3 separate regions of the Homo sapiens genome follow, and all the other regions are linked to region 1. The links are chromatin loops, found by intact Hi-C in ENCODE. Cell type or tissue: PC-3. All regions are shown on one strand. Region 1 has its middle 200 kb from the start of ZPLD1. Region 2 has its middle 49 kb from the start of ZPLD1. Region 3 has its middle 98 kb from the start of ZPLD1.

Region 1 (8,000 bases):
CACTCAATAACTCTACCTGTGAAATGAGGAAAGTGGTTAGGTCAAAGAATTTTTGAAATCATTTACATGTGTTAAAATCTTCACCTAAATATTATTGATAAATTTAAAATAGATCCTTCAAATACATTTTTTTAAAGCTGAGTTTTGACTGATCTTTATAGATAATTTTTTAAGTAGTGTAGGAATGTTAAGCAGTATATTCAAAAGCCTGCATGTAATTATAATAACTGCTAAGCATAATTAATCTTATTCATTCCATGCCCAGCTATTTACCTAAATCTTTACTGTAACTTTTAGCTAGGTGGGATCTCTCTGTGACTCTGTGACTCTATTTGAAAGAAAACAGAATCCCAACAAGGCTTCCAGAAGACTTCTTTTAGAGCTCTGCTGTGAGGATTAATGAAGCAAAGTCTCCTGCTATGAACTTCAATTCCAAGAGAATCAATGGCCCCAGGAAGGGTTGGAAGGAATTCCAGCAGAAGTCAGAATAATACATTCTCTTCCCATCTTTTTCACTAACCATTGAATCAAGAGTAATGAGTTTCGGCTTGCTCGTCGTCATTAGTTCCAGCTGTAAAATGGAGGTAAACATACAGTCAAGAACTCTTTCCCCCATAAGCCTGAGCAGGGCAGCTCCTACTGCCATCTATTCCGTAATTCCCAAATTGCTGGCATTTGTTTTCTATTGCCGAATCCAAATTACCACAATCTCAGTAGCTTAAAACAAAACATTTATTATCTCACAGTTTCCTTAGGTCAAGGCATGGCTTAACTGGGTCCCCTGCTCAGGGTTTTACAAAGCTGCTGGGCTGCATTTTCATCTGGAAGCTCAAATGAGTAAAAATCTGCACCCAAATTCATTGAAGTTGTTGATAGAAATTGCTTCCTTGTAGCTATAATACGTAGGGCCCTGGCTTTTTGCTGGCTATTGATTGGAGGTCACCTCCAGGTCCCGGAAGCTTCCCATTATTCCTAAAGGCTCCCTGCAGTGTTGGCTTCTCCAACATGACTGCTTACTTCATCAGGCCCACAAGGAGTCTCCAGTTCCAGAACTCATATAATCTATAGCAGTCACAGAAATGACATCCATCACCTTTGCTATGTAAATACCTAAGCATGAAAGTGCCATCTCATTGTCTCATGTTATTGCCTAGAAGCAACTAATAGTTCCTGCCCAAAGCCAAAGGGAGAGTATTACACACAGCTGTGAACACTAGGAAGTGGATTGATTGTGTGTCACCTGAGGGTCAGCCTGCCAAGCTGCCCTTAACACCAAAATCAACCATCAGGCCCTATGGCTGAAACACTCCACTCTTACCAAGAAATTTCTCCCTCAGCATCCTCCAATTCCTCTTCAATCACCATTGCTTTCAAAGTCATTCTGACTGCCTATAGCCAAGCCACACTCCCTACAGACCCTGTCCATTCATTCTGCAAAGCTTATTGATCTCTTGATATGAGCCAGGCCCTATGCTAGTATAGAATACAGAATAATGTCATCCCCCAACCACCATCACTAGAAAAACATAATGTCTAGTTCCTGATTTCCAGAATCTGTGAATATTATCAAATAAATCGCAAAGGGGAATTTAGGTTGCAGATGAAATTAAGATTGCAAATCAGCTGGTCTGGAGATAGAGAGATTATCCTGATTTATTCAGGTAGGTTCAATACAATCACAAGCGTTCTTATGAATGAAAGAAGGGAGCAGAAGAGACAGTGTCAGAATGAAACGATGTGAGAAGGATTCAGTTGGTCATTGCTGGCTTTGAAGATGGAATGATACAACAAGCCAAGGAATGTGGGCAAGCTCTAAAAGCCGGGAAAAGACAAGAATTTGAATTCTTCCCTAGAGCTTCCAAAGTGGAGTTCAGCCCTGCCAATACCCTGATATAAGCCCAGTTATCACTATTTATAATTTCTGACCTCCAGAAGTATTAAGCCATTAATGGCCTGATGGTTGATTTTGGTGTTGGGGGCAGCTTGGCAGACCGATCCTAAGGTGACACCCAGTGAATCCACTTCCATGTGTTCAAGAGTGTGGAAATTTGTCACAGTACTCGTAAAAAATGAATACTCCTAGGATCTAGGGACACGAAGATAAGAGAGACAAGGACATGGTACTTGCCTCGGAAGCTAATAGGCTAATGGGGTAGAAGACAGACAGATAACTTCAGGGAAGGGGATAGGGCTGCTGTTCACCATGAACCAGGATCAACTTTTCAGCATTACATATACCCAGCTCCTTCTGAGGTCATTGACTGACCTGCTTATGGCTGTGGAGTAAGAGCTCTCCCTTCTTCTATAAAACAAAGATGACATGTTCTGCCTTATATATTAATGAAAAAAACAAGGCTTGGCACACCCAGTTCAACACTCAACTACAGAGCATTTTACTAAGTGCCAGGAGCATGAGATACAAAGATGAATAAAGCTGATCCTTGCCTTCAGAGGTTTTAAATCCTTAGGGAAAACACACATGCATTCATAAATTTTATTTAGTGGTAAGTCCTATAAAAGAACTATGTACATAGGCCTTTGGGAATACAGAGAAGAAGTAATTAATTATGCTGAGAAAGATGAACGAGAGTAATATAATGTTCCAGAAATAAAGTGACTTGTGAAATGGATCTTGAGGAGTCAATAGGAGAATGCCAAGTACAGAAAGAAAGTCAAGTAGAGAGAGCAGCATAAGAAATGCCTGAAAAAAATAAGAGAATAGATCACATTTGAGAAATCTAAAGTGGCTCAGAGTAATTACAGCCTGGGATACAAGTGAAGGAAAGGAAAGATAGGATATCAAAGTAAGACCCCCCAAGGTTAGGAGGAGTCAGTGGAGAACAGGTCTACTGGCTATGCCCACAACCATGGACTCTTTCACACAGAACTCAGTTTCACATAAGGGATCTTGCCAGGAATGGTATAATAAGCCTAAGTGTGTTTTAAAGGGTTACTCTAATCACAGTATGGAGAATGGACTGGAGTGGGGGAGGTGACAAAGGAAGCAGAGATACCTGATAGAGGCCTCTGCCATGGACCAGGAGAAAAATTATAAGGACTTGACCTAACACAGTGGACATCGAAACAGAGAGGGAAAAAAGGATTTTTGAGAGCTATGTCTGAGGCTTGAGCAAATGAATTTAATACAGGAGGTAAAAGAAAGGACTTAGAAGAATTTTCTCCAGGTTTCTGCTGAGGCAGCCCAGTGTGGAGTGGTGGTATAAATCCATGCTGCTCAAACACGAGGATGGTTGGCGGGGCTGGTTAAAACACACGCTGGCCCACCCCAGAGTCTCAGGTGGGGCACTACTGTAAACTGGGCTAGGCAGGGCAAGTAAAGAAACAGGTTTTAAGAAATTAAAATGAAACTAAATTATTGGTAAGGAAAGAATGAGCAATCTAAATTCCTTAAGGGAAGAAGCTCTGTGAATTTAAGCTGTGTTATCTTTCAAAGAAAACCTCTGTCAAAAACTAATCAGGGATGCATTAATTGGTTTTGTATTATCTGAGAAAATTGTCAGAGAATGATAAAAATCTACTTCAAATCTAGCACATCCCAATGTCAACTCTAAGAAGCTTTTATCAATGTAGATACCAATATTTACATGCACCATTATTTTAGCTGCTAAAACAAATTTTGTAATAAATTATTCATCAATTACCAAAGTAACCATCTTATTTCATATAAGAAAGGGGAGGAGAAAAAAAGTAAGGCAGCAAAAAGAGGTCCTTGTGGGAATTACCTAAAATTTATGTTTAAAAATCTGCACCCAAATTCATTGAAGTTGTTGATAGAAATTTTTTCCTTGTAGGTATAATACTTAGGGCCCTGGCTTTTTGCTGGCTATTGATTGGAGGTCACCTTAATCTGAAATTAAGAAGACACTGGAGAGTGCATATTTATACCTAATTGGTTACTAATTTGTATTAATAATCATAATATTTGTTTATATTTCTTTCCCACTAATATTGGTTTAAATTTCCACAAGTGTGTGCTGATCCATATGTTTATATTTATCTGTGCATGTGCATGGCACTTGATTTTGTTTGTTTGCTTGCTTTACTGTATAAGCAATAGACCAAAAAGTTAAAGCTTGAGGTCATAATTTTACAAGAGCATGATGAGAACTGAAGAAAAGTTTGATAATCCAGAAGCTTGGGCTAATTTGTCACAAGTGTGGTTATGAGGATATAGACCTTTCTCCCGAGGGCATCAAATTCAAGGAAGCATTTTAGAAAATTCACAAGTATTGAGAGATGTAACGGAATATGAAAGCCTGGAAGTTGTATATGTCACTATATAAATTGTGTGAGATCACAGTAGGTATGAAGCAACTCCTCTACTGCTAAAGATTACCTCAAAAAGAGAAATGTAAATACATAGCTACCAACTTCCTCTCAGTGTATATTGAGCTATATTTTTCTAATCCCAGAAACAAGTTTAAATAAAAATTTTTATTCACTTTTACCTGGACTGATACCACAACATCATAGTCATCAGGACTGAAGAATAAGTTTTGTAGTGATGGAGGAAGATGTTTCAGTGTAAAACTAATCAAAATGAAATCAAATTTATGCCCTAGCACGTTGCTACTCACAGTGAAGTCCAGCAGCATTAGAATCACTTGAGAACTTGTTAGCAATGCAGGATCTCAGGCCCAGTCACAGGGCTGCTGAGTCAGAATTTGCCTTTTAACAGAATGCCCAGGTGATTCATATGCACATTAAACTTTAGGAAGCATTATCTCAACACCTGAGCACCAAGTCAACAGAGTTTACCAACTACAGTGTGACAAATGGGTTACAGTTGGGCAGAATTAACAATTTCCACAGCCCTCAGCAGAGCTAGGCAGAGCCCAGATCCTTTAAAGCCATTGGGCCAGCCTCCTGTAGCCATGTCCTGGCTTATCCATTTACCCTCATATGCTGTGCAAACACAGGCTTGAATTTTATATGTGTACTATGTACACAAAGGAGAATGTTATGTACTTTTCATGTACTAAATACATTAAAAATGTTAAGCCAGCACTATCCTAACCAACTAAACTTAAACAAGTGTTAGAATGTGAATTTAATTTTGTGCAGTACTTGATGTCATGATACATGTCATAAAAGCATCAAGTGGTACGATACCAACATTAACAATACATATCAAAATTCTAGAATTCGCATAGCTGCTGCTTTGTTTGAAGACTTACTATTTGTTATCCTAGGAGTCAGGATGAAAACTCAACCAATGCTTTTCCAAAAGTAGCTTTCGGAATTGGTTTGAGGCATCTCTTTTTATCTGATGGGAAGTGAAAGCCACTGTACTGAATTAGAAGATGATAGCACACTCCAAGAATGAGAAGAAGCTAGGCTTAGAAGCAAGTCCCTTACATTTTCTTTTCAAAAGAAATCCACATCTTACTTCTTATCCAGAAAGATTTTATTTTAACATTCTTGTTGGAAAGGGAGCATCACTATAAATAAAAGCATGTCAAATTCATAACTCAGATTCTTTGTAATGCAGGGCAACTTCAGAACAAAACATTCTATGTGCTCTGCCATCTTCATCTCAACAAAACTCATATCCTCTAGACCTATCTAATACAGTCTAATACAGTAGTCACTACCCATGTATGGCTATTTAAATTTAAATATAAATTAGCTGAAATTTAAATTTCAATATTCATTGAAATTAAGCAAAATAAAAAATTCAGCTCCTAATTTGCATTTACTACATTTGAATTGCCCAAAAGGCATATATGAGTAATGGCTTCTATAACAGATGTATAGATATAAAACATTTCCATTATCACAGAAAGTTCTATTAAATGGCATTACTTTAGACTTTACATATACATTATGTTCCTTTGCCAAGTTCCTGCAGAAAAAGAGACAAAGGGCCTCTTTTTGTCATATTACTGCCCTTTAACACAACTGACTTAAGTCCAGTAATAAAATAGTGAGCCAACCACACATTTACTCTCAAGCTCCTTCCTTCCTCGCTGCGCCAGGATCAGGAACTAGTAAGACTTCCCTGACCACTACAGGAAGATCACAGACCCAGGGCATATTCCAGAAGAAATGTGGTTAGAGTGCTTTTAACCAGGCTCCACATTCTTCCTTTATAGTAGAGTGTTGAAGCATGCCCACTCCGTTCCTACACCACCCAAAATGCTCTACCCAAATGGCCACCATTTAAAAGAATTAAATTATGTCTATTAGTTCATTCTTTCAATTCTCACTAATATTTGCATTCATGAGGTAATCCATTCTACAAATACATATTGAATGACAACTATATCCTAGGCACTGTGCTACACACAGAAGATATAGCAATGGCCAAGACAGACGTGGTCATTTTTCTTCATGGCACTAAAAGTTTAGCAAGAAACAATGAACAAGTGATTACCGATGTGATAAGTACAACATCGGGGAAGTAGCACATAATAAAACAGAGGCCTTAACCTAGTTTTCTGAGTTAGGGAAAGCTTTCTGAGCAAGTGATATTTGAGGTGAGTTTTGAAAGACAAGATCCTACTTAGAGGAGGGGAATAAAAAGGAGAGAAATGACATCCCAAACAGTGGTAACATTATGGTCCAAGGCATCGAGGTTGCAAATAACAAAACAAAAATGGAAAGAGAATCAGTGTGACTGCCTCATAGAGGTTCAGTAGAGAGTGGTAGTGATCAAGGTAAGATCAAAAGTGTCACCATCTGATTTACATTTTTAAGGGTCACTGACTACAGAAGATACATAGGAATGGAGCAAGAATGAAATCAAAGATATTATTTAGACGTTCTGTGCAAAACCATGGGCTGGGGAAGAAGGCAGAGTAAAAGCAGTAACGGTAGCAAAAAAAAACTTAGAGAATGAACAAGCCCTAAGATTTAAAGGATATTAGGAGTGAAGAAGAGAGAGGAGTTTAAAAAATGACTCCCAGATTTCTAGTTTTAGGGATTGGCTGGATGATAAACTGGCAAACACTGGAAACACTGTGGGTTGCAGGGGACCAAGCATTAGAGTGAAGTGTGAGGTCTGTGAAATTAAAGACTTCTGTGAAACATGTTAAAATGAAGATATTGAGTAGGTAGCAGATAGAGCTATAGGTCATAATCATGGGTGTAGATTGAAATCACAGGGGTCAATATGATCACCTAAGGAGAGAATATGAATTCAGAAGAAGAGCCCCTGCAATAGAGACTCACACCTTGCCACATAAAGGGCTACAGCCTGTGTTCTGAGAAGGACAGCCCTGGCTTCACAAGATTTAAAAGCTAATAAATATTCCATTCAGAATCACCCAGGATTCAATCTCAGCAATCACACATTTGCAGTTGGCAAGATTGTTTCTCCAAGGTTTTCTGCAAGATTTGAAATATTTAAACGCTTTCAGATCTTCATCCCTGTCTCTTTGATTTAGAGCAGAGAGGTAGTGCTCATGGTGGACTTTGGCAGTTCTGGTCCAGAAGAGACGTCCTCCCTCCATTCCTTGAGATGCACAGCCATCTGGTGGCCATCACTTAGCGGAAGAAATCTTACCTTCTCTTTGGGTTGGTTTGAAATCCACACACCTTTTGGATGATCTCCTATGCCTACGAAGCTATTTTTAGCTTATTTTATAGCATCATTGACCTTGAAGTGTAATTGAGCCGGAAGATCAAGTGAAAGTAAAAACAATCACTTTCTCCCTCCTTTCTTCAAATATTGTTTTATGCAAACATCAGAATCTGTGGGCTTTGTTAATGGCAACAAAAAATATAGACTGCAAAAGTCCTCATAAATTGCTATAACACCATAGACATTCCTACCATTGATATTAATATCACATTTTAATTGATTTATGGAATTCAATTAACTCTAGTTTGGGGGGTTTTTTCCAACATTAAGCCAAATTCTGGGCAACAAAATGTATTTAATTGCTGATAAAATAAACCAAGATGGTTGCTTTACTTCATGGTTTCAGTGTCAGCTGCAAGCTTTCAAGCATAGCCCCGATATTAACAGACAATAC
Region 2 (8,000 bases), 240 kb before region 1:
TTTTTTCTGTGTGTACTCATATTATATATATAGTTGTTTAAGAAACAAAAGGGGTTTAATTGACTCACAGTTCCACAAGGCTGGGGATGCCTCAAGAAACTTACAATCATGGAGGAAGGTGAAGGAGAAGCAAACACTTTCTTCACAAGGTGGCAGGAGAGAGAGAGAGAGAGAAAGGGGAACTGCCAAACACTTTAAAAACCAGCAGCTCTCATGAGAACTCACTCACCATCATGACAACAGCATAGGGAAACTGTCCCCATGATCCAATCACCACCAGGTCCCTCCCTCAATACCTGGGGATTACAATTCCAGATGAAATTCGGGTGGGGATACAAAGCCAAGCCATAACATACTGCCACTGGCCCCTCCCAAATCTCATGTCCTTCTCACATTTCAAAACCAATCATGCCTTCCCAACAGTCCTCCAAAGTCTTAACTTATTCTAGTATTAACCCAAACATCCAAGTCCAAAGTCTCATCTGAGACAAGGTAAGATCCTTTCACCTATGAACCTGTAAAATCAAAAGCAAGTTAGTTACTTCCAAGACACAATGGGAGAACAGGCTTTGGATAAGTGTTCCCCTTCCAAATGGGAGAAATTGGCCAAAACAGAGGGACCACGGGACCAATGCAAGTCCAAAACCCAGCAGGGCAGTCATTAAATCTTAAAGCTCCAAAATAATCTCCTTTTACTTCATGTCTGACATCCAGGTCACACCAATGCAAGAGGTGGGCTCCCAAGGCCTTGGACATCTCTTCCCCTGTATCTCTGCAGGGTACAGCCCCCAAAACTGCTTTCACAGGCTGGCATTGAGTGTCTGTGGCTACCATTCTGAGATCTGGAGGATGGTGATGCTCCCATTCTGAGGTGCACGGTGCTACCATTCTGAGGTGCACAGTGCTACCATTATGAGGTCTGGAGGATGGTGGCCCTCCTCTCACAGCTCCACTATGGCAGCAGTCTTCTGCTTGGACATCCAGGTGTTTCCATACATTCTCTGAAATCTAGGTAGAGGTCCCCAAAACTCAACTCTTGTCTTCTGCACTCCCAAAGGCCCGACACCACATGGAAGCCACAAAGGCTTGAGGCTTTCACCCTCTGAGGCAAGGTCCGAAGATATGCCTTGTCCCATTTTAGCCACGACTGGCGCTGGAGCACCTGGGATGCAGGGCACCAAATCCCAAAACTGCACAGAGAAGCTGGGCCCTGGTCAGTGCCCAGAAGCCATTTTTCCCTCTTAGGCCTCCAGGCCTGTGATGGGAGGGGCTGCCTCGAAGTTCTCTGATATGCCCTGGAGACAGTTTCCCCATTGTCTTGGTTATTAACATTCAACTCCTGATTATTTATGCAAATTTATGCAGTCAGTTTGAATTTCTTTCCGAAAAATTGTTTTTTTTTCTACCACAGTCAGGCTGCAAATTTTCCAAACCTTTATGATCTACCTCCCTTTCAAACATAAGTTCCAATTTCAAACCACATCTTTGTGAACACATATAACTGGACACTTTCAGAATAAGCCAGGCTAGGGTAATTTATTTAAAAAAGAGGTTTAATTGACTCACAGCACTGCATGGCTGGGGAGGCCTCAGGAAACTTACAATCATGCCGGAAGGTGAAGGAGAATCAAACACCTTCTTCACGAGGAGGCTGGAGAGAGAGAGAGAGAGAGAGAGAAGGGGCAACTGCCAAATACTTTCGAAGCCATCAGCTCTCATGAGAACTCACTCACTATCATGACAACAGCCTGGGGAAACTGTCCCCATGATCCAATCACCTCCCACCAGGTCCCTCCCTCAATACCTGGGGATTACAATTCAAGATGAGATTTATGTGAGGACAGAGAACAAACCCATATCAAGTTGTTTATCCTGCTTTTTTCTTTTCATACTATAGCATAAACATTTTCTTATTTGCTAAAAGTTTTTATAACTGATTTTTCAATGTCTACATATTACTATATCACAGAAAAAATCCTGATCTATCTACGAATTCTGTATTTGGGAACATGTGTTATCTAATACTTTGTTATTAAAAACCATACAGCGATAAACATCCTTGTACCTGAATCAATGTGCATAACATTTTACAGCCATGAGTAAATGATGACACTATGTGAGTAACATAGGTGTAAAACAGAGCCTCTGTTGATAGCTGGGCACAAGGACACTCACAATAAAGACTGCATTTCCCAAACATCCTTGCCAGTAAGGTGACTATATCACTAAGTGCAATATGAAAATGTCCTGTGGCAGCTTCCAGGAACCTTCCTTGAACTATTAATGGTATATACCCTTTGACTCTGTGGATCTTTCTACATTTTGAACCATAACACAAGGGCTACAGGCCGGAGATGGTAGAGCAATGAGCCTAAAGGAACATTTGTCACTGAGGGCTTCATGGGGCAGAAATGCATGTCTGCCTGAGACATTTACATGGAACTTCTATTTTATTTAAGTTATTGCTACTTTGCATCTCTTTTACTTGCAATGGACTATAATTCTAACCAATACAAAAATGCGTACTTTAAAATGACATGAAACTAACAATCAAGTAATCTAACACAAATTAATGTTATCTATAATAATTAAAATTTTACTAAACAGCTAAGTCAAGTTGTTATTAGTTTACTCAGCTGTCTATTAATGGTACAATATCTATAAAACTCTATTAATGCTAACGAATTTCCCTGTAATCAATGTTCAGCTCTTCAACTTTTATCTCTCACTCACACACACTAACCCACACCTATTAATATACAAGGAACTTTGATCAACTCTGTAAACTAGAGTTCTTTATTCCCTCCATTTCTCTCACGTCCCAAGTGGTGAATGAGAACTTAGTCAAGGGAAACAATTAAAACATTAAAAGAACGATGACTCCAAAATGTTAACTAACTAATTAATAAAACTTGGAAGGCATATTACACCTCCAATATATTCAAATAAAATATGACTCAAATTTTTCTAAGTAAATTAGGAAAATATCATCTACTTTGTGAGGTTATTACAATACGTACTAGATATAAAAAGTATCTACCTATGGTAAGTATTCCCTTCTTCTTAGTTTTCCCCTATTACATATAGATTAAAATATCACTTATATAATAGGAAAAGCTAGATGATTCAATTATAATTCATAATTTTTCTTAAAAAATCTAATTTGCAAAAAAATTATGAGATCAAATTAAACTGTATGTAGTTTTTGCCTTTTGTCTTTGCCTTAGAATAAAAAGATTTAATGTAAATTTTAAAATTCAGATTTCTTTTAAGAGTGGAACATAATTTTTTAAAAGCTGTTGAAATATATAATTCTCTAGTAGATAAGTACTTAGATTTCAATTACACTAAGGAGATTTTATTGCCCTGAGGCTTCTGAAAAATGTGATATTGTTACTAATCCCCTAAGATAAGGCTTTTAAGAGAAATTCGGTGTAATTTATTTACAGTTCCTTTATCTCTCAAGGAGGTCAGGAAATTCGGAACTTTAATGTAACCATAACTGTTCTTTGACAATCTGTGGGAAAGGCAATGTCAGTTTTAACAACTTGTAAAATTTATCTTACAAACTGAAAAAAATGGGTGATTTGTAAGTGACTACCTCTAGATAAACGTATATAAAGACAACCAGCCTTTTAGTATTTGCCCATGTCCTATCAACCTGAAGAGATTAAAATGAGGGAACAAGAGTCACCATTATGTAGGCATCAAATAAAACATTACACACTGAGTCAAGCACTCACCAGCATCACTACTGGGCACCTAATGGCCCAGTCTGTTACTTCCCAACTTTGTTGCTTCATCTGTTCCCTCAGCAAATGTGGGCTGAGAAGTCCGACCCTGGCCATATGTGCTTGCCCTCTATTCCAACATTGCTTTCCCCATTAGAAGAGACAGATGGCTAATCTTAGTACCTTAAGTGACCCAAGTGCATGGACTGTTTCCCTATGGAACTCCTCATCCCTGTCAACATCACTTGGCTTGGGATGGGTGCTAAGGGACAACATTTGCAGCATGTAACTCATCCTCATTGGCTCATGGTATATTAATACCCACCTCTGAAAGCAAATTTTAAAACATAAGGTAAGTTTGATGAAAAACATAATAACAATCAACATATATGTATTTGCCAAATGCATCCACAAATATCATCACATTTATGACTCATGTAAGAGCTGGCAAAAATCAATGTCCTCTGATCGCTGTCATTCACCTACTTCTGCCAGGCAGAGTTTGACTTTCAGAACTAGCCCTGGGCTAATAACACTTCCAGAAGTTCCCCATGACACAAAATACTTTCCTGAGTGACTAATACTATTTAGTAGCACTCCAAAAAGCCCTTTGGAGAAACCTTCATGTAAGAGATAAAAATAATAAAATGTGATTAAATAAAAAATTCGGGCTGGGTGCAGTGGCTCAGGCCTGTAATCCCAGCACTTTGGGAGGCCGAGATGGGTGGATTGCCTGAGTCAGGAGTTCGGGACCAGCCTAACCAACGTGGTGAAACCCCATCTCTACTAAAAATAAAAAGTTAGCTGGGCATGGTGGCACATGCCTGTAATCCTACCTATTCAGGAGGCTGAGGCATGAGAATCACTTGAACCCGGGAGGTGTAGGTTGCAGTGAGCTGAGATCATGCCACTGCATTCCAGCCTGGGTGACAGAGCAAGAATCTGTTAAAAAAAAAAAAAATTCCAAGGATGTTGCTGAGAAAAATAAAGCGTACTTTGAATGAAAGCGTTTGGCTCCAGGGCCTCGTTGTGACTTTTGGGTGCCCTGAACTGATCTGAGGGGATCCACAGCCAAAGGGTTATAATACAAACCTGACACTCTGTCAATAGTGGTAAATAAAATATAAAAACAAAAATCACTAACATTTGTATTCAACAGCAATATGTCATTAGAAAGTTTAGTTTCTAGAAAAGATTTCATTTACCATAGCTGCCAAAACCTATGATACCTGCACATAACTTTAACAAAAGTTGTATATTATGAACTTTTATAGAGAAAGTACTAGACTCAATTGAAGGTATTACAGGAAGACTTGAATAAATGGATCAATAAAACAAGATTGATGATGGAAAAATCCCTCGGTATCAAAAATGTGGCAATTTTTCCCCATTAATCTACAACTTCAATGAAATCCAACCAAAGTATTTAACATAATTTTTCTCATGATATCAGCTTTGAATAAAAGTAAGATGCAAAAAGATCCAAGGCAATTTTGAAGGCCAAAGAGGAGAGAGGAAGAGAAAAGGACTTTCTTATAAGATAGACAAAGTAATAATTATTGGAGCATAATTCAAGCCAGAAGTTATTAAGGCAGGAATGTAAAGATGTCATGAAACTGATCTGTCTCCAAATAAAGAGATTTCAGTAACATGCTGTTGACTTCAAAAATCAGCATGCAAAAGAAAACATATAGTGTGATAAGGAAGTATAAAATATGATAACATTAAAACTCTGTTGTTTGAAAAATATCCACATGTAGTAATTATTTTTTAAATGGATGGAAAGAAAGCATGCAACTTACTGACAGTGATTCCTCTGGTCACATAGTTAAAAGAATTAGAGTAGAGAGGAGGACAAAATGGACTTCAACTTACATGCAAATTTTTTTATAGATCTGAAACAATTAAAAAAATGCATATTTGTCAATCCAAGATGGTAAAACTTCTGTGGTTGTTACATTGCTGTCTGCAGTTTTCTATAAGTTTGAAAGTTTCAGGAATCAAAAAAAGAAGAAAATTATGGAAATTAGGGAAGACAAGTTTGAGGAGAATTCCTATGGGTCTGTGGAAATACCATCCTTGGGGAGTAGGCCACATGGATTTGGAAACCACTGCGATGGTAACCAGGCAAAGTTCTTTACACATCCAGCTGTGAATCCAAGGCCAAATGTGTGCACACTTCTTCAGCCTGGCATATCTTTGTAAAAATTACCATAGCTCCTACTGGTTTAATCACAATATTCATGGTAACTTTCAAAAGAGTTTCTGATCAAGTCTTAGAGGCACGAATCATCCATGTTGATGATTAATTTGTGAAATAAGAGAAACTCTCAATATATATCCATTGACAAGGTAGAAAGAATTACAGTTTTTCTTAATTTTTAAATTTTTAAAATTTTTAAATAGACACAGGGTCTCACTATGCTGCCCAGGCTGATCTTGAACTCCTGGGCTCAAGCATTCTGCCCACCTTGGCCTCCCAAAGTGCTGGGATTACAGGCATGAGCCACCATACCCAGCCTGCATTAAAGTTTTTAGTGAGCATTAGTGAATTGCCTTTGTTCCACATTGTATTTATAGAGTGAGATGAGATACCGAAGAAGCACCCATGTCTTATCTTTACAGGATTCAAAAGAAATCATTGGGTTCCATTTTCTTTACAATGAGAACCCTACATCATTTTCTGCCATCTCATTTTATCAGCCACAAAATATACATTAGCAAAACGATAGCTTTTAAATAAATGAGTTCTAATTTCCAAGTTGTAAATAATTGCTAAACACAACCATATTTCCTCTAGAGTAATTTTTCAGTTTAGCCAATTGTTCACTACTATAAAAATAAATAAATAAGTTAGAGAACTACATATAGGAGAAGAAATAGCTTCAGGACCCATATAACTTTGAGTCAGGGTTGCATGAAATTGTCAAACCACAGCTCTCCCAAGATCTTCTAGTGTTAGTTGATTAGTCAAACCAGCAGGATTATTCAGTAATGGATTTTGCTCTGGGCAATGCTAACACAGCTATGCTCCTGATGAAAACTAACCTAGAAATCGGGGCCGCATTGCCTTTGACTAAAGCTCCATGTAATGATTAGCACTGCTCGTTTTTACACTGAAAATGAAAGAGAAAATTGAAGTAATTACGTTGGCAGTTTAAGTAAAAAAGGAAATATCCAGATACTTGAGGCAAAGGGGAATTGGAGATTTAAACTAAGCAGATAACAATCTGAGTTCTCAATTTCACTTTGCCAAGAATATAAAGCATTTTATAAATGAAGATTACTGAGCAGAGATTTCTAAAGATTATGTCTAGTCCACATGAGCAGAAGTCCCCAAACGAATCCTCTTCTGGCTATCTCAGCAAAACACGGCATTCTTTTTCTCTGGGGAACACTGACTGACACCAACTCCAGCTCACTCTGATATTTGTTTTCTTTACTATCCAAGTATTTTTTAAATTTTTTTTCTAAATTATGACTTTAGATTATTTTATTTTAAATGTTTCCCCACTTGTAAATAATTGAAGAACCTCATTCCCAAAGGCAGTTGTTCTATAATCAGCTTTCTCTTTTTCTTATAAATATTAAATCAAAATAAATGTGAGCTGGCCCTCCAGCCTGTTGCAATTCTTCAAACTATTCTTCATACTATGTTCAAGACCCGTGTTCACAAAAAAGGGTCTCCCATGAACTTCTGCTCTATTCTAACTTCTGGAAGTTACTGTCTGTGAGGCTTCATAAAGTGGCCTTACATTTTCCACAGCTGACAATGTCCCTCATGAACCATCATGTCTTGTGACGCCCCCAAAGCTAATTGTCAATACTTAGGGTTCAGGGTAGTGCCCAGTTTTGTGAGATTGGATTATCTCTGGGTCAGGAAAAGGATTTTGCCTCAACACTGTGTCACTTTCCTACCAACCCTCCCCCAAGACAAAGGAGGACAGCCAGATCCTGCTGGCACTTAAGAGAGACTGTGAAATTCCGGGCAGAAGCCAAGTTCCTTGTCTTTCCAGTTTTTTTCTGTCCCTACCAAAGTTTTTAAAATTGTAAGTTCCATTTTAGTTAGAGCTCAAGCTCAAAGAAAAATGTACTTCCTTACCTTTAGCTGATATCAAGAATGTGTCTCCCAACACAGGGCTCAGTATTGAGAGGGCAGACTTCATCTACTTACAGAGATCACTGACCCCTGTTGCATTAGGCAGCTTATTTTAGACTAAATCTTTCTCAATACAGATGCTCCTCAATTTCCAATGGTGTTATGTCTCA
Region 3 (8,000 bases), 97 kb before region 1:
AACCACCTTATTATAAAGAAATATCCTTCCCCACATGACTTATGCAAGACTCATAGATGCCCCTTCTTGTCTACGTATGACAAGATCAGACGCAGAAGCTCCAAATTCCTCTTCCTGTTCTTGGCCTTATGAATGATTAGTTGACTGTTTTGTCCCCATTGGTTAACTTCTCTCCTTCTTCCAGGCCCCTGGCCATTGATCCAGCCTCAGTCTGGGCCAGCATAGAGCCCTTCCCAAAAGCATATTGACCTTGGTGTAAAACATTCACTTGTCTTGTGGCTTTTCACAGCCACTCACTCATCCTATTTCCTCACATCTAGTTCTTGTTATTCCTTGTTTATTCCTCCCTCTAAAAGACAAGGCTTATCTGACCAACCTTTCAGATGCTTGCCGATCTCATGGCCCAAGCATTCTCCCTATTGCAATAGTGTCCCTTCCACTGTTGCAAAGGTCTCTTTCCCCCTCTTGCAATAAAGTATCTCCTTACTTAAGTCTAGATTTGTTTTTATTTGATATTGATTAAAAGTTCAAAAAGTAAACACAAACATTAGAGAGAGGGTAAGGAAAAAAATCTAAAAGAAGGCAAAGAAAGACGACAGAATTCTTCAGAGGACTTGGAATCAATTGGCACCCAGGTTGATGAGTAGGGGAGGGAGGGAAGGTTGTGAAGTCATTGAGATTTCAGCTGATGTCAGAAAAAAGCAAGTGTCCAAATAGAACAAAAACCTTCTTGAACTCCTTGATACAAAGTAGGACCAGAGATAATGACTCACCCCAGGATGGGAATGAGGACGGCCAGGCAGTGGTCAAAGGAGGAGCAAGGCCAGGCCCTACTGGAGAGACCTCCAGTCTACAGATGAGTGAGGACAGGTGGCAGCTGGAAGACTTTGTGCTGAATATTAAAGCAACACCACTGAAAAAGCCAAAATCCAAACTGTCAGCCCTGTTGATCATAATAACTGTCAATCCCCTCCTTTGAGGCAGGCATCACAACCGCAACCTTAATGAGAGCCTCAACGTGTGTGGAATCTGAAGGTGTACAGGAGTCATAAGGAAGAACACCTTTTAGGCTGCAATCCTTCTGATCTTACTACTCAGTAAAAGTGGTGAAGCCTTAGGCATAAAAAACTAAGCTTTCCCTAGTGCTCATTAAACATTGTTAGGGCAGCTCTGCAGGGGAGTTTCTGATCCTTTGCCCTGAAGCACTAACTCAAGAAAGAAGGGGAAGCAGGGGCCTATCTTTTAATTACTTGCATTTGCAACTATCAAAGCAAATTCATGATTGTCATCCTTAGCAGAACCTTGCAGTAGAATCTTTATTTTCAGATCTGGAGAATTAGCCTAAAGCAGGATTCTCAGCCAGTAAGTAGGGAGGGATGCTATCTTGGTATTATGCAGAAGTAGAGTGCTTGATTTTCATAATATAGCTAACAATTTACAATAAAATGCAGCTATTTCATGCCCCTATGTCCTTTCTGTCATTTTATGTCCTTAAAGTGTATTACAAATGATAAATGTTAAAAAAAATCTGTTCATTACCGGTTATTTACTTTTAAAAATTTAGAAACAACCAATTCGGGATTGGTTTAAAAATTTATAGTATATCCATAAACTACAGAAGATACTTACATATTGACATGGAAGGATAGCTGCAATATGTTGTTGAGAATAAAAAAGCAAGTTACAGTATATCACACATACACACAGAGAGATATATTCCAAAAGAAGAGATACAAAACCATTAATTCTAGCTCCCTCTAGGAAGCCAAATTATGGGATAGTGAGGGGTAAGAGTCTGGGTTTTCAATTTTTTTGTGTCATGCACTTCAGTATTTTTTTACAGTAACTTTGGCTACTTTTATAATTCAAAACCATCAATTTCGATGAAAAAAAATAAATGTCAATCAACAGACAAATGTTTTCTGAAAATATGCCCAGTTTGTTTCCAACATGGCTATCCTTTCACAGAACATATGAAATATGACACAGCTTTACAATCCACAAAACAGCTATCCCACCAAAACAAGAAGACATTTAAAATCTCGAAAAACCAGCAAAGCCAGAATCAAAATGTACCCTTTGAACTACGCTTCAGCCTAGGAAAATAAAAGCTGCTAGCGGTCCTGATTAGCAAGAAAACTACATCAGAATTTTCTGCCACATTTAAAAACACGTTGCTTTTATTTTCTTCCATCTAATTTTGTTGTTTATTACTACTCTGCTCACACGCATGCTTTACTATCCCCTCAGACTTCACTTACAAAACACGACTTCAAAAATAAAATTATGAAGAATTCCAAGAGGATGACAGCACAGTTTTCAACCAAAAGTCAGGCCCTCCTGAAAGTGGGGCCCTGAGAAAATGTTCTTGTCACACGCCTATAGAGCCATTCCTAGGTTTCCTCTTAGAAACACAAGAAGTTGCCACACTACCATGTAGCAGGGTCTGTGAACAATTGGGGCATTCCTATGCTAGATGTATGTGAAACACGTGAGGGATACAGGCTGAGATGTTCTGCTGTATAAAGAGTAGTCTGAACACTGTAACCACGGGGATTTTGAAGTTTATTGAATACCTATTTACTTTATTGTTTGGTAATGCATTTTAGCTTATTTTTCAATTAACTGTTTCATTCATGAGAAACTAAAAAGTCATAAATGCATGTTTGTTTTAAAAAATAAGAATTCAAATCCTGTTTCTCAAGAAAATTGGTGATGGACATGTAATTTGCAATGTGTTCTCAAGTTCATCATCTACATATGGACCTATAGTGATTTCATTGACTCGTCTTTGAAAAACAAAAAGTATCAGAATCTGCTGAAGAAGCATCAGCATCCACTTCAAAAGTTAATAGCTGTTTTCAGGAAAATGTGATCAAAGACAATAGTTTAACGTGTACAACTCTATGAAGCATAACTTTTTATTATGATCAAAAGACTTCTTCTAAATTAATTTCACTTACTTTTGCAAACTTATGAAAGGTGAAATGACAGCTGTTAGTGGGGTGGCTTCATTAACTGTAAAATTTTGTAAATAGTTGAATGATATCAGTTATGTACTAGAGTTATCATATGCTACAAGCAGAAAAACAATTCTAATAATGGTTTAACAATTTTGATATAAGGCAAGCAAGCTGAGTCTTGGCTTTGTCCAGGAAAGAACTGAAAAAGCAAGTCAGGGATAGAAGAAAATAGCTTTATTAAAGCATCAGTGTTACAGCTCCAGTGGTGTTACAGCTCTGCGACTGCTCCCAAAGGGCTACCCCATAGGCAGAGGGTAGCAGCTCAGGGCAGTTTTGCTATCATATTTATACCTACTTTTAATTACATGTACATTAAGAGGTCATTTATGAAGAAATTTCTATGGAAGGAGTAGTGACTTTTGGATCATTAGGTCATTGCCATGGAAAGGGGCAGTATCTTCTGGGTATTGCCATGGCAATGGTAAACTGACATGGCACACTGATGGGTGTGTCTTATGGAACTCTGCTTCTACCTCACCCCTATTTTACCTAGTCCTCAATTTGATCTGGTGTCCAAGCGCCGCCTCCAGAGTCAAGTACTGCCTCCTACCTCAATTTCATCCAAATCATGAAATCAAAATAAAGCTCTGAAAAGTTCTTTCTGTCAAAAAAAAGAATGTTTAGCCTTATTTTTAAAACAAAATTTAGTGAACTATAATTTTAATATAATAAAATTCACCAATTTTAAGTATACTGATAATTTTTACAAATGTGGACACTTAGATGATTACTAGCACAAAAAAAAGATCTAGAACATTTCCATCATTCCAAAACATTTACTACCAACCCTTGCTAAGTCAAATCCCTGTCCCCAGGCAACCACTGATCTACTATCACTGCAAATTAATTCTACCTGTTCTAGAATTTAATATAAATGGAACTATGCAGTATATATACTCTTTTGCATTTGGGTTCTTCATACCCAGCATGACATTCATTTATGTTGTTGCATGTATCATTACTTTGTTCTTTTTGTTGCTGAGTGCTATTCAATTGTATCCATATACCATGATTTATTTAACAATTTACCTGTTGACAATTGGATGTTTTTCATTTTAGGGCTATAATAATTCAAGCTGTCATATTCTTGTGCAGATCTTTTTGTGCAGACATATGTTTTCTTTCCTCTTGATTAAATATGTAAGAGTAGGTTTGCTTGATCATATGTTAAGTGTATGTTTCATTTTAAAAGAATCTGCCAAAATATTTTCCAAAATAGTTGCACATTTTAATGCTTCCTCAAGGAATGAATGAGACTTCCAATTGCTCCACATCTTTGCCAATCCAAAGAAATTCTCTCATCGTGCCAGGAAGTATATAGTTGTAGCTTATTGTGGTTTTAGTTTGCATTACCCAATGACTAATGATGCGCAGCATCTTTTTATATGTTTATTGGCCATTCTTTTTGGTTTTGGTTTTGTGATTTTTAGAGTCAAGGTCTCACTCTGTCGTCTATACTAGAGCAGTTTATGTTGTCACTGTTCTTTCCTTTTTAAATTCTTTCCAAGACCTTTGCATTTACATTTAAATTGCAGCATACTATCTATTTCTACAAAAAAATCTGCTGTGACTTTAATATAGTATAATTCTTCATTATTTATATCTTTAATTTCTCTCATAAATGTCTTAGAGTGGTTTTCATGGACTTATGTATATTTTGTTAAATTTTTCCTAAGTATTTTATGTAACTTGATGTTACTGTAAATGATATTTTAAAAATTTTTTTATTTTCCAATTGTTTGTTGCTAATATACATAAATACAATGGGGTTTGCATGCTGACCTTTATATGCAGATCTTTTAAGCAAAATATACTTACCAAAATGGTCAAAAATAGAATGAATGAATAGATGTTATAAGGAGGGAAATTCAGCTCTAATATTTACAGTTTTCTTAAAGCAGTTGCTAGCTAACAATATGATAGGCTACCTGGTGGAGTAGTGAGCTCTCTATCACTAGAAAAGCCCAAGAGAATTAAGGGGCCAATCAGAAGAGGAAAAAAAGCCAGAGGGACTAATCATATCTGCTACCAAGAAAAGTTTGACATTGTATGAAGAAATCATATTTTCTTAAGAAAATATACACTAAAGCTAAATTTTAGTGGTGTTCAATTCCCTATAATTGTTTTGCCAAGTATTATGTCATGTATGAAATAAAAGCAATTCTGTCTTATATATTTACACACATACAAATATACAGGTGTATTCTAATGAAGTTGCTTCCACTTGCAGGATCAAACTGATTTGTATGTTTGTGTGTGTGTGTGCACATGCATGCACAATATATGTAATAAGTTATGGATGTATACTTAGTTTTTTTCTCATCCCTTTATCCATGGTACACAATACACATTACTTCTGAAAGAAAGATAATACTGTGAGCAAAAGTATCTACTTTGATATAAAATCATCATCTCATTTTCAAAGGACTACAGATAAGACAACTGTTTTCCTCATAAAGATAGAAACTTCTGAAAAACAGGTTTTAAAATAAAAATACGAGTATACCTTAAAGCACTGCCTTTAAAAGGCCAATAATCAATGAAAGAAATTAACTCAAAGGAAAGCTCCATTGTTCCTGATCTCAAACAGCCAAAATGGAAACCAATTTTTAAAAAAGAGGTGCTAGCTGTTGAGAAGACGGGTTTTAAGTACCACTGATATACGCTACACTCTGAAAGAAATATGAATAGCATCTGGCCTCCCCTCTCCTGAACTTTGCTGACTGCACTATATAGAAAGATGCATCTGTTCCTCTCATAGAACAGATAGTAGAGTCTTTAAAAGGATACTCAAAGAATCCACAGGGATCCTGAGGCAGGACTGTTAAGCACAAACCTTGATGCATGTGGCTGTTTGCTTGACGCTGTGTGTACCGCACACACTGCTAATGTGCATCGATACCATCACCAAAGCATGGAAATTAAACCTTCATTTAGTGCCAACAGCAACAACATTTCAAAGCCAAATATTACTAAAGACAAATGGACACTTTGGCCTGAAATACTGAGCTTTTGCAAAAGCATTTCTTCCCTAAATTAAGGCTTGCTTATCTGTTTACTTCTAAGAAAAAGAGAAAAAGAAATAAGTCTACTCTGAAATATTCTTTAAAGTGGAATGAATGCATGCAACAAAATGAGAGGTCCACAAGGAGAGTTTTGTGGGAAACAGAGGTTTATTCAATTTTAGAAATGAATTTTCTATAGCTGTACTATCCAACATGGTAGCCACTAGCCACATATGGCTGTTTAAATTTATATGAAATTTAGTTTAATTTAAAATTAAGTTCAAATTAAACACTCAGTTCTCCAGTCACATGAACCATATTTTAGTGCTCCATAGCAAATGATGCATACCAGGTGGTGCTCCATAGTGGCACACGATGACCATATCAGACAGCACAAATGTAGAACATTTCTGTAGCAGCAGAAACTCTGTTGGACATGGCCGTTTTGAAGAAAAGAAAACAATATGTTACCCAGACTTGAGCTATGGACGCAATACAAGCAGAAAAGTTGAGAACATTATCAAATAGATTTTTATAAAGTCCTACTAGTTAAGGAAAGGAGAAATATTTGGCCTTGCCTCTCTAAATCTACTTTTAATAATTATTAAGATAACTTGATCCTTAAAAAATCATTGAATAATAAGCAGTCAATGAGGAACACAAAATAAAGTGCACTGCACAAATAGCAATTGTCCAAAGAAGCTACCATCAAAAATGAAACACTGAGTAGCTGCAGGTACACAGAAGAGTAAAGGTTAGAAATTAGCAGGGATTTCTAGAATTCACGGAGGCTGGAATCTTAGATGGTTTTCCTTCATCTTGAAATAATTTGTATATTCATTCTGTAAATCTTTTGAAGGCATATCCTAATTTTCAGATTTCTGTAACAGAAAATAATATGTATGAATGAAGCTGTTTATTGAAATAGCTACATTCAAATAAAATAAGAAACAAATTATTTTTCTCACTACTGACTGGGGAAACTTGATCTTCTCCAGCCCTAGATGATACCCCTGATAAAAACATACAGCTTTTCTAGCAACTTTTAGGCAACAAAGAGTCCTGTCTAATATAACAAAATTACTTGCAGCTATTTGAGCCAAACTTCTCCCTTCCTCCAACTAAGAGCACTTAAGGGAACAGTTGAGTTGGAATCTTCATCTTTATTTATCCACCTTGCTCCTCGATTTCAATTTCCTCACTCATTGTACTGAATCTGGTCTGGTTAATGTTGGAACAGGAGAAGGCAAAGGAAAGAAGGGTCAGAAAGTTCTTATTTGACAGACTGGATATCTTAGATTTCAAAGGTGTCTTTATTTTTTGTGGAGTAGTTTGTATCTTCTTGAGAGGCACTTACAATGCCCCTGACCTACCTGCCACTCTTAGCTCTGTCAAAACAGACAGGTTCAGCCAGCCAATGTCACTATTTTCACTTCATAAAGAAGCACATCAGTCTGGTGCCAAAAGCAAGGGGTTTGGCATCAGAACAAGAATAAAAATCCTTTCTCTTCTACTTTTTACCCATTGAGATTGTGCAATCATTTTACCTGTTTACACCTCAGTCTTCTCTAGGAATATTTAGGGATTATTGTGAAATATAGGATTAGTATAGGCAAGATAAATAAAACAGAGTCTGTGTGTAGGATTTCTTTTCCTTTCACCTATCCTCTCCCTTTTTAATTATTAGTATCTGTAGTTAGATGATCATGTTGACAAAGCACTCTGCCTCATTTACACTATTTGCCTAAACTTATAAGAGAATTGCCAAATATAAAATTAGTTGATTTTAAAAGAAGAATACTTAAGAAAATTCTGAAATATTATCAGAATTTTTGATTACCAAATAATTGAAAAGAATACTGGTGGATATTTTAATTAATATTTTTTACCCACTACCCTTATTTACAAGAGACTTAAACATGCTGTAAAAAGATTTTAAGAAACTTTTTAACAGTTCTTTGAAAAAAAAATA

What was found. Hi-C counts contacts between places; a loop is a spot of excess contacts. Peaks named below come from ENCODE experiments on the same cell type or tissue, not always from the same donor. Only the 100,000 strongest peaks of a DNase experiment are listed, where the experiment ranks them.
Region 2: it touches region 1 in a loop (5-fold over the local background); 1 of 110 quality-filtered maps calls a loop at or near these places.
Region 3: a loop joins it to region 1, with 6 times the contacts of the local background. A loop is called at or near these places in 1 of 110 quality-filtered maps.

Annotation. Positions count from the first base shown.
Region 1 is chr3:102,235,368-102,243,367 of GRCh38, reverse strand. No RefSeq gene overlaps it. Among named protein-coding and RNA genes, the nearest start is that of ZPLD1, 200 kb to the left of the region's middle. In PC-3, a CTCF peak has its summit at 7,493 (motif pointing left); DNase peaks (open chromatin) are centred at 4,717 and 5,987; H3K4me3 peaks cover 973 bases; H3K27ac peaks cover 3,456 bases.
Region 2 is chr3:102,480,026-102,488,025 of GRCh38, reverse strand. No RefSeq gene overlaps it. Among named protein-coding and RNA genes, the nearest start is that of ZPLD1, 49 kb to the right of the region's middle. In PC-3, no CTCF peak of the experiment used is centred here; DNase peaks (open chromatin) are centred at 2,145 and 4,245; H3K27ac peaks cover 2,353 bases.
Region 3 is chr3:102,332,682-102,340,681 of GRCh38, reverse strand. No RefSeq gene overlaps it. Among named protein-coding and RNA genes, the nearest start is that of ZPLD1, 98 kb to the left of the region's middle. RefSeq lists an enhancer at 957-1,465. In PC-3, no CTCF peak of the experiment used is centred here; a DNase peak (open chromatin) is centred at 4,331; H3K27ac peaks cover 1,302 bases.